Linked DNA regions of Homo sapiens: region 1 is linked to region 2. The links are chromatin contacts, found by POLR2A ChIA-PET in ENCODE. All regions are on one chromosome and are shown on one strand. The core of a region is the stretch at or near the end of the contact, and the rest is flanking DNA. Distances in the headings are between cores, read along the strand shown.

Region 1 (5,175 bases), core at 779-3,278, 330 kb after region 2:
GGCCAGGCTGGTCTCGAACTCCAGACCTCAAGTGATCCACCTGCCTCGGCCTCCCAAAGTGCTAGGATTACAGGCGTGAGCCACTGTGGCTGACTTCTCCCACCCCTCCCTTTTTGTTCCCAGTTCTCATTGGTCTACAGTGTGAGTCCCAAGCTGGAATTTGGAAGAAGCTTGGGGCTATTGGACATAATGATAATAAAATAGTTAATTGATTAACTATAATTAACATGAATAATGAAATCCACCATTATATAGCGCTATCTGTCTGGAACAGTCGTGTGGTTGGTTCCTTTTAGCTCTTGGATTAAATGTTGTATCTTAGGAGAGCCCTTCCCAGACCTGAAATTACTTTCTTCTCCCTCTTCTTCCCCCTTATCTATATCACCTTATTTATTTATTTTTGAGATAGGGTCTTGCTCTGTCTCCCAGGCTGGAGTGCAGTGGTGCCATTTCAGCTCACCGCACCCTCAACCTCCTGGGCTCAAGCGATCCTTTCACCTCAGCCTCCAGAATAGCTGGGACCACAGGCACGTGCTACCATGCCCAGCTAATTTTTGTATTTTTTGCAGAGACAGGTTTTGCCGTGTGCCCAGGCTGGTCTTGAAATCCTGAGCTCATGCAGTTAACCCACCTTGGCCACCCACAGTGTTGAGATTACAGGCATGAGCCACTGCGCCTAGCCCTAATGTGCTTTTTAAAGAGTAAGCATAGCTGGGTAGAGTGGCGTGTACCTGTAGTCCTGAGTACTTGGGAGACTGAGGCAGGAAGATTGCTTGAGCCCAGGAGTTGGAAGCCAGCCTGGGCAACATAGCAAGACTGTCAAAAAAGAAAAAGAAGAAATTTAAAAAAGTACTATTAGTACTAACAGTTTACATGGTATAGTACTATGTATGTATGTATGTATGTATGTATGTATGTATGTATGTATGTATGTATTTTGAGACGGAGTCTTGCTCTGTCACCAGGCTGGAGTGCAGTGATGTGATCTTAGCTCACTGCAACCTCTGCCTCCTGGGTTCAAGCGATTCTCCTGCCTCAGCCTCCCGAGTAGCTGGGACTACAGGTGTGCACCACCACACCCAGCTAATTTTTGTATTTTTAGTAGAGATGGAGTTTCGCCATGTTGGTCAGGATGGTCTTGATCTCTTGACCTTGTGATCCCCCCGCCTCGGCCTCCCAAAGTGCTAGGATTACAGGTGTGAGCCACTGCACTCGGTTGTACTTTGTTTTGTTTGATGTAACATAAAATATTTGAGTACTTTTCTTTCTTTCTTTTTTTTTTTTAAAGAGCTAGGATGTTATACTATTGGCCCAGGCTAGAGTGCAGTGCAGTGGTGCAATCACAGCTCACTCAACCTCGAACTCCTGGGCTCAAGTGATCCTCTCACCTCAACCTCCCAAGTAGTTGGGAGTAAAGGTTCATGTCATCACACCTGGCTAATTCTTTTCTTTCTTTTTTGAGACTGAGTTTCATTGTTGTTGCCCAGACTGGAGTGCAGTGGCATGATCTTGGCTCACTGCAACCTCTGCCTCCTGGGTTCAAGTGATTCTCTTGCCTCAGCCTCACAAGTAGCTGGGATTACAGGTACATGCTACCGTGCCCGGCCAATATTTTGTATTTTTAGTAGAGACGGGGTTTCACCATGTTGGCCAGGCTGGTCTCCAACTCCTGACCTCAGGTGATCCACCCACCTTGGCCTCCCAAAGTGCTGGGATTACAGGTGTGAGCCACCGTGCCAGGCCAATTATTTTACTTTCTTTTTGTAGAGATGGGGTCTTTCTGTGTTGCCCAGGCTGGTCTTGAACTCCTGTCCTCAAGTGTTCCTCCAGCCTCACAAAGGATTGGGATTACAGTCATGAGCCACCATACCTGGTGGCTTTTAAGTCTTTTGTTAAAAACAACTCTGGCAGAGCAAGAAGACATACAGGCCACTATTTTGTTTGCTTTTGTTTTATAGTCAGTATTTCCTTTCAAGTTCTATTTTTGGCACAGAAGCTGCATTGGTCCTGGAAGAAGACCAGGCAACAAGCTGCTGTGGCTCCAGTTGAGTTTACTTTCCTTGACAAGTGAGGAATGCATTGGGTACTTGAATAAAACCAGGGAGGAATGATGGCACTTCCGTTGTGCCAGACCGTGGCAAGAAGCTAGGCAGCTACTGTAAGTCTGTACTTTTTTTCTGTTATCTTTGGAATAGTTCACATGGTAGAAGAAAAAAAAATACAGGCATACCTCAGACCATTGTGATAAAATGAATATTGTGATAAAATGAGTCACTAATTTTTTGGTTTCCCAGTAGATAAAAAGTTATGTTTACACTCCATTCTGTTAAGTGTGCAGTAGCATTATGTCTAAAGAAACAATGTATATACCTTAATTAAAAAAATACTTTATTGTGGCCTGGTGGGTAGCTCCATCCCAGCACTTGGGGAAGCTAAGGCAGGTGGATCCCTTTAGCTCCATGAGACCAGCGTGGGCAACATGGCAAGATTCCATCTCTACCAAAACGATGTAAGAATTAACCAGGCGTGGTGGTGGTGTGTGCCGGTAATCCCAGCCATTTGGGAGGCTGAGGTGGGAGGATCACTTGAACCTGGGAGGCAGAAGCTGCAGTGAGCCAATATTGTGCCACCACACTCCAGCTTCGGTGACAGAGCCAGACTCTGTCTCAAAAAAAAAAAAATTATTGCTAAAAAATGCTGATTGATCATCTTAACATTTAGTAAGCTGTAAATCTTGCTGGGTGAAGGTCTTGCCTCAGTATTGATGGATGCTGACTGATCAGGGTGGTGGTTAATGAAGGCTGGGGTGGCTGGGACAAATTAAAACAGTTTTTTTTTTTTTTGAGGCAGAGTTTTGCTCTGTTGCCCAGGCTGGAGTGCAGGGTGTGATCACAGCTAACTATAACCTCTGCCTTCCGGGTTCAAGCAGTTCTTCTGCCACAGCCTCTCATGCTGAGGCAGGAGGATCACTTGAGCCCAGGAGTTCAAGACCAGGATCACTTGAGCCCACGAGTTTGAGACCAAGCTGGGCAACATAGCAAGACCCCATCTCTATAAAATATTACAAAAATTAGCTGGGCATGGTGGCATGCGCCTGTAGTCCCAGCTACTCGGGAGGCTGAGGTGGGAGGACTGCTTGGGCCTGGGAGGCAGATGTTGCAGTGAGCCAAGATTGTGCCTCTGCACTCCAGCCTGGGCAACAGAGCCAGACCCTATCTCCCCACCCCATACCGTCCCCCAATAAAAAATAAATAATTTTGTTTTTTTAAAGGCTGGATGCGGTGGCTCATGCCTGTAATCCCAGCACTTGGGGAGGCTGAGGTGGGTGAATCACCTGAGGTCAGGAATTTGAGACCAGCCTGGCTAACATGGTGAAACCCTGCCTGTCTCTATTAAAAATACAAAAATGAGCCAGACATGGTGGAGGCGCCTGTAATCCCAGCTACTTGGGAGGCTGAGGCACAAGAATTGCTTGAACTCGGGAGGCGGAGGTTGTAGCGAGCTGAGATTGTGCCACTGCACTCCAGCCTGGGTGACGGAGAGACCCTGTCTCAACAACAGCAACAACAAAAGTCAATCCTCTCAAAACCCTGCTGCTCATGGCTGGGCGCAGTGGCTCACGCCTGTAATCTCAGCACTTTGGGAGGCCGAGGAGGGCGGATCACAAGGTCAGGAGATCAAGACCATCCTGGCTAACACGGTGAAACCCCGTCTCTACTAAAAATACAAAAAATTAGCTGGACGTGGCGGCGGGTGCCTGTAGTCCCAGCTACTCGGGAGGCTGAGGCAGGAGAATGGCACGAACCCGGGAGGCAGAGGTTGCAGTGAGCTGAGATCACGCCACTGCGCTCCAGCCTGGTTGACAGAGTGAGACTCCGTCTCAAAAAAAACAACAAAAAAAAAACCCTGCGGCTCCTTTAAGAACTATGTTTATGTGATATTCTAAGTCTTTTTTTATGATTTCGACAATGTTCACAGAATCTTCACTGGGGTAGATGCCATCTCATGAAACCACTTTATTTGGTCATCTATAAGAAGCAACTCCTTAAGGCTGGGTGTGGTGGCTCACACCTGTAATCCCAGCAGGCGGATTGCTTGAGCCCAGGACTTTGAGACTAGCCTGGGCAACATGGTGAAACCCCATCTCTACAAAAAATACAAAAATTAGCCAGGTGTGGTGGCACATGCCTGTAGTCCCAGCTCCTCAGGAAGCTGAGGCAGGAGGATTGCTTGAGCGTGGGTGGTTGAGGCCTCAGTGAGCTGTGGTACGCCACTGCATTTCAGCCTAGGTAACAGAGTAAGACCCTGTCTCCAAAAAAGCAGGGAGCAACTCCTCAAACTCCTCATCTGTTGAAGTTTCATCGTGAGGTTACAGTAATTCAGTCACATCTTCAGATTCCATGTCTTTTCCTATTTCCACCACACTTCCAGTTACTTCCTCCACTGAAATCCTGAACCCTTCAAAGTCATCCATTAGAGTTGGAATCAACGTCTTTCAGACTCCTATTTGTGTTGATATTTTGACCTCCTCCCGTGAATCAGAAATGTTCTTAATGGCATCTAGAATGGTAAATCTTTACCAGAAAGATTCACTTTGCCCATATCCATCACAGAAATCATTATCTATGGCAGCTGTAACTTTATGAAATATGTCTTAAATAGTAATACTTGAAAGTTAAAATTGCTCCATAATCCATGGGATGCAGAACAGATGTTGTGTTAATGGGCGTGAAAACAACATTAATCTCTTTGTACCTTGCTATCAGAGCTCTTGGGTGACCACGTGCACCGTTAATGAGCAGTAATATATATACACACACACACACACACACACACACACACAAGTATATACATATATGTGTGTGTGTGTGTGTGTATATACATTTTTTTTTTCCCATACAGAGTCTTGCTCTGTCATCCAGGTTGGAGTGCGGTGGCATGATCTCAGCTCACTGCAACCTCTGCCTCCCAGGTTCAAGCAATTCTCCTACCTCAGTCTCCCAAGTAGCTGGGATTACAGGTGTGTGCCACCACGCCTGGCTAATTTTTGTATTTTTAGTAGAGACAGGGTTTCACCATGTTGGCTAGGCAGGTCTAGAACTCCTGACCTCAGGTGATCCACTCACTTCAGCCTCCCAAAGTACGGGGATTACAGGTATGAGCCACCGTGCCCGG
Region 2 (5,375 bases), core at 1,875-4,374:
AGGGCCCAGCGGAAGTCAATCCAGACAGGAAGAGCAATTCTTTGGCTAGGGAACGTAGAAAGCAATACCTCCAAAGAGCCAGATGGCCTCCCAATGGCCAAAGCAGTAACACTCAGTCACCCAGAAAGAAAAGTATTCTTTTCATCTCTTCTGATTCCCTCCAGGACAAAGTTTGAAGGCGGTACTGATAGCCAGGACAATACCAGGAAAACAAATTCTGCCCCAAGGCCAGAACCTTCCCCCAACGCAATGGTACTGATCTAGGATTGAGTAGCATTGCTTTGGTTTTGATTGGATTTATTCCTATCACCAGCTTTTATGTATACTGTGTGCTACTGTTCTTATTGGGTGGTGTTCAAGTCTAAAATGAGTTTATACTTGCAGATGCTTTTTTCAGGGGAAATTTTTTTACTAAAAAAATGAGGCCAAGCACGGTGGCTCACGCCTGTAATCCCAGCACTTCGGGAGGCTGAGGCAGGCGGATCACTTGAGGTCAGGATTTTGAGACCAGCCTGACCAACATGGGGAAACCCCGTCTCTATTAAAAATACAAAAAAATTAGCCAGACGTGGTGGGAAACTGAGGCAGGAGAATTCCTTGAACCCAGGAGGCGGAAGTTGCAGTGAGCCGAGATCGCGCCACTGCACTCCGGTCTGTGAGAAAGAGTGAGTGAGACTCCGTCTCAAAAAATATTACTAATAGGCCGGGCGCAGTGGCTCACGCCTGTAATCCCAACACTTTAGGAGGCTGAGGTGGGCGGATCACTTGTGGTCAGGAGTTCAAGAGCAGCCTGGCCAACATAGTGAAACCCCGTCTCTACCGAAAATACAAAAATAGCCGGGTGCGGTGGCAGGCGCCTGTAGTCCCAGCTACTCAAGAGGCTGAGGCAGAAGAATCGCTTGAACCCGGGACGTGGAGGTTGCAGGGAGCCGAGACCATGCCATTGCACTCCAGCCTGGGTGACAGGGTGAGACTCCGTCTCAAAATAATAATAATAATAAATGAAAAGTAAATAAAATGAGTTTATTTTATTTATTTATTGAGATGGATTCTCACTCTGTCACCCAGGGTGGAGTGCAGTGGCACAAACTTGGCTCACTGCAACCTCCGCCCTCTGAGTTCAAGCGATTCTCCTGCCTCAGCCTCCCGACTACGTGGGATTACAGGCGCCTGCCACCGCACCCAGCTAATTTTTTTTATTTTCAGCAGAGACGGGGTTTCGCCATCTTGCCCAGGCTGGTCTTGAACTCCTGACCTCATGATCCATCCGCCTTGGCCTCCTAAAGTGCTGGAATTACAGGCGTGAGCCAACGTGCCCGGCCTATTTTATTTTATGTTTTAAAGAGATAGAGTTTTGCTATATCACCCCGGCTGGGCTCAAGCAAGCCACTTCAGCCTCCCGAATAGCTGGGACTACACGGGACGTGCTACTGTGTCCCGCTTTAAATGAGCTTAATTTTATTTTTAAAGAATGAGATTCTTGGCCGGGTGCAGTGGCTCACGCCTGTAATCCCAGCACTTTGGGAGGCCGAGGCGGGCAGATCACGAAGTCAGGAGTTCGAAACCAGTCTGGCCAACATGGTGAAACCCCATCTCTACTAAAGATACAAAAAATTAGCCGGGCATGGTGGTGTGTGCCTATAATCCCAGCTACTTGGGAGGCTGAGGCAGGAGAATCGCTTGAACCCATGAGGCAGAGGTTGCAGTGAGCCGAAATCGCCCCATTGCACTCCAGCCTGGGTGACAGGGCGAGACTCCGTCTCAAAAAAAAAAAAAAAAAAAAGATTCTTTAAATAAAAAAAGTCAAAAATTATACAAGCAGGACTTGAGAACGGGAAAGACAATGAATGTGAATGACTCAAGTTTGAAAAACGCTGCCATATGGAGTATGTCATCTTGGAGGAGCTGGGCTGGTGGGGAATAAAGGGTAGGATTTCAACAGGCGGAAAGTGAGAATCTGGAGGGAACAGCATCAGCCAAGATATGTCTAGGAATACAGAGCATTTGAGTAAGTGAGGGCAGGCAGGGAGGAGGGGCTGGAAGGGAGGTTAGAGCCAGAAGCACTGAGCAGCACGTAGAGGCGATGACCACACGGGAGCTCATTTGTAAAGGTGGCTCAGTTATGGATGCACAGGCCTCAGCCCCCGGTAAGGTGAGCCTATGCCCCAGAGAGGATATCTGGGGAACACACACCACACCCAGGTACAAGCCAGCACCCCGATCTTGGACTATGCTCCCTGACATCAAACTCCTTTAAATAAGGATTATGTCTGCCTCTTTTTCTTTTCTTTTTTTTTTTTTTTTGAGATGGAGTCTTGCTCTGTCACCCAGGCTGGAGTGCAGTGGCGCGATCTCGGCTCACTGCAAGCTCCGCCTCCTGGGTTCACACCATTCTCCTGCCTTAGCCTCCCGAGTAGCTGGGACTACAGGTGCCCGCCACCATGCCCAGCTCATTTTTTGTATTCTCAGTAGAGGCGGGGTTTCACTGTGTTAGCCAGGATGGTCTCAATCTCCTGACCTTGTGATCCACCCGCCTCGGCCTCCCAAAGTGCTGGGATTACAGGCGTGAGCCGCTGCGCCCGGCCTATGTCTGTCTTTTTAAGATCAGTATTACCCAGAAAAAGACATGAGCCTGATTACTCCAGCAAGGATTTTCATTCAGTAAGCTGTGGGTTTTAAGAAGCCAAGGAGGGAAAGAGACAAGCTGACTATCCCGACTTCAGAGGGCGTTCTCGATGGTTATCGAGATGTTGCTGGCCCTTGTACTTCCCCAGAGAGGAGAATCCAGCCAAGCTGGTCAGCAAGAGCCTGGGGTGGGTCTGGAAGGAGAGCTTCCTGCAGTGAAGAACTCCGATGCTTCCAGGGCCACCTGCCAGATATGGGGCACAGTCCCCGCCTCTTCCAGGTGGAGATGAGGTGTTGAACTGGGCCCTTCTAAGAGGAGGGCAGGGGGCAGTGCCTTAGCAGAGCTTCTAACCCACGTAAGTGCCTTCAATGCCTTCCTTTCCTGCCACATTACCAAAAAATATACTGTTATTGTTGATGAGCTAGCCTGTCTCCCCACCGTAAGGGCAACCGCAAAATGGTCGTTTTCTCTCTCCTGATTTGCAAAAGCAAACAGCCAGCAGGGCGGAGGGGTTACTGCTCTGCAGTGATCACAGCTGGCTCTCTGCCAAATAAAGAACTAGAGTATACAATCCGATAAGATTCCAGGCTCAAAATTGTTTGAAGTTATTTAGATATCAAAATATTTAAATTTCCAGGAATCCTGATGGTTTATGGAGACAAAATGAGGCTACAGGAAATTTCATTTGTCCCAGAAATCTGGAGTACATAATCAATCACCTGTAGCGGGAAAAAAAGGGTGAATTTTTTTTTAAAGGGTCAGCACCTGAGAAGCTGCCCTATCAAATTAACCTACTTAATTCCTGAATTTGTCACTGGTCACTGTTTTTCATTTATAAAGCAAGGACTTTTTAAGAGAAAAATTAGCATCCCCTTTGTAGAAGGATGGAAATTACTGATGTGCCAGTGAAAGCACAGCGAAGAGTCTAAGTGTGCTCTCTTTGCTTCTGTTCTGAGGTTATTAGCTATAAAAGCTGTTTTGCCATCTGAAGATTCATATTCTACCCATAAGCTGCATCCCTAGTGGAAGGTAAGCTGGAGGTCACAACAGCGCAATCCAAAATGCCCTTCACTTACTAAACTCTTAAGTGAAAACACATCATTGAAAAGATGCTCTCTAGCGGAGTCTGACACGAGAATTTTTCAAGACCCAAACCACCATCAGCTCTGAATTTAAGATCAATTGGTTTTGCCCCAAGCCTTAGGAAGCTGCTCTAACTGAACTGTGTTTTAGAATCATCTTCAGCTTAATTGTCCACCATCTACTAAAGCTTCCTGGAGAAATTCCCTTCAGACATCAATGTGAGGAAAAGTTCTACTTCTTTTAATCAACTAGAATGGTTTTTTGTTTTTTTGGAAAGTATGAGATCTTCTAAGGTACTGTGTTTCCCATTCTGCTTTCAGAGCCAACTTCCCTAACTCTGAAGATTGAAATAGTACAGATTTCTGTATAAAACCTTTCCCCAGACCACTTGCTATTCTACCTTCATTTTCCTTTTACATGGATGTCTTTATTTTCATCTTGTTTCATATGGTTATGTATCCTTGTCAATCTGTTGCAAATTCTTTCTGGAAGAGGTAGGGGCACAAAACCAATCAATCAAAAGATCTGTTCCAGAAAGAAAGAACAGTATAAATATGTCACTCATAGGAGCACTGCCATCTGCACCCAAATATTCCTACGATCCTCATGAAATAAATGCTACTCCTATTGTTCTCTGCAACAACAGAGACAGTCTCTCAAAACCCAATCCATAACATACTCATATTTTTCAGAGGCCATCTATAAATCTAACAGATGGGTCGGGATGGTTTGATGGCCTATCCTCCCTCCCTTATGTAACTGTATCTCTCTCTTCCTCCACTGTACCTCTCACAGACATTCTCTTTAGCTGAACTGCAGGAATCCTCTCTCACTCTGACAGCTGAGGTTCCAGAGCAGCCCAGGTTGACCATAACCACAGCAGAAAGATTCTCAAGGCCCATCCCTGACTTGCTTTAAGCCACCAGACAATGGAAACCCCAAAGGACATGGAGTTACATCTTATTCAAGGGTTTCATTGACAAGTTAGCTCCTGATAGAAGTTAGGCACAGTCAAGATTTAAACCTGGCTATCCCTTAAGTCACTCGCCACATACATAAGGTTTTATGGCTACAACCTGTAATTTGTCCTGGGGCAATGTTTCTTCTGGGCCCTTAGTTAATTCTTCAGTATCTTTATTGAGCATGTTGAATCCTCTAACCTAATTGCCAAGCCAACTCAAAAATGTGCTGAATACTTTGTCAGTGGGAAGGACATCCTTCCAATCATTCCCACACCCCTTTTGTTGGGCTTGTTAACATGCCCAGGCTGCACTAGGCTGTGGGGTAGTCACTGCTGGTTCAGAATATAACCGTAGCCTCTGAGACTCAGGGGATATTTGGCAATATTTGATTGCCACATTTGTGACTGCCACAACTGAGCAAGTAAGGTTGCCATCTGGCTGGTAGAGGCCAGGGATGCTGGAAAACATCCTCCAATACACAGGACTAAGAATTAGCCAGGGCAAACTGTCAGAAGTGCAAGGTTGTGAAACTCTGAGCTAAGTTAAATGCAAATAAGATTAAAAGCCAGTAAGGCCAGACGCAGTAGCTCATGCCTGTAATCCCAGCACTTTAGGAGGCCGAGCTGGGTGGCTCACCTGAGGTCAGGAGTTTGAGACCAGCCTGGCCAACATGGTGAAACCCTGTTTCTACTAAAAATACAAAA

What was found. ChIA-PET counts read pairs that join two places held with the same protein, here RNA polymerase II (POLR2A).
Region 1: POLR2A ChIA-PET joins it to region 2 with 16 read pairs in H1. The contact joins two enhancer-like sites. POLR2A ChIA-PET finds 5 or more read pairs at or near these places in 4 of 52 experiments (AG04450, Caco-2, H1 and 1 more).

Annotation. Positions count from the first base shown.
Region 1 is chr20:47,566,128-47,571,302 of GRCh38, forward strand. The region is part of intron 1 of NCOA3 (nuclear receptor coactivator 3); the gene reads left to right. Among named protein-coding and RNA genes, the nearest start is that of NCOA3, 67 kb to the left of the region's middle. Within about 2 kb of position 2,029, at least 11 of the 41 ENCODE cell types and tissues checked have a DNase peak (open chromatin) inside an H3K27ac peak, as active enhancers do.
Region 2 is chr20:47,239,532-47,244,906 of GRCh38, forward strand. All of the region lies in intron 14 of ZMYND8 (zinc finger MYND-type containing 8), which reads right to left. Among named protein-coding and RNA genes, the nearest start is that of MIR3616, 75 kb to the left of the region's middle. Within about 2 kb of position 3,125, at least 4 of the 41 ENCODE cell types and tissues checked have a DNase peak (open chromatin) inside an H3K27ac peak, as active enhancers do.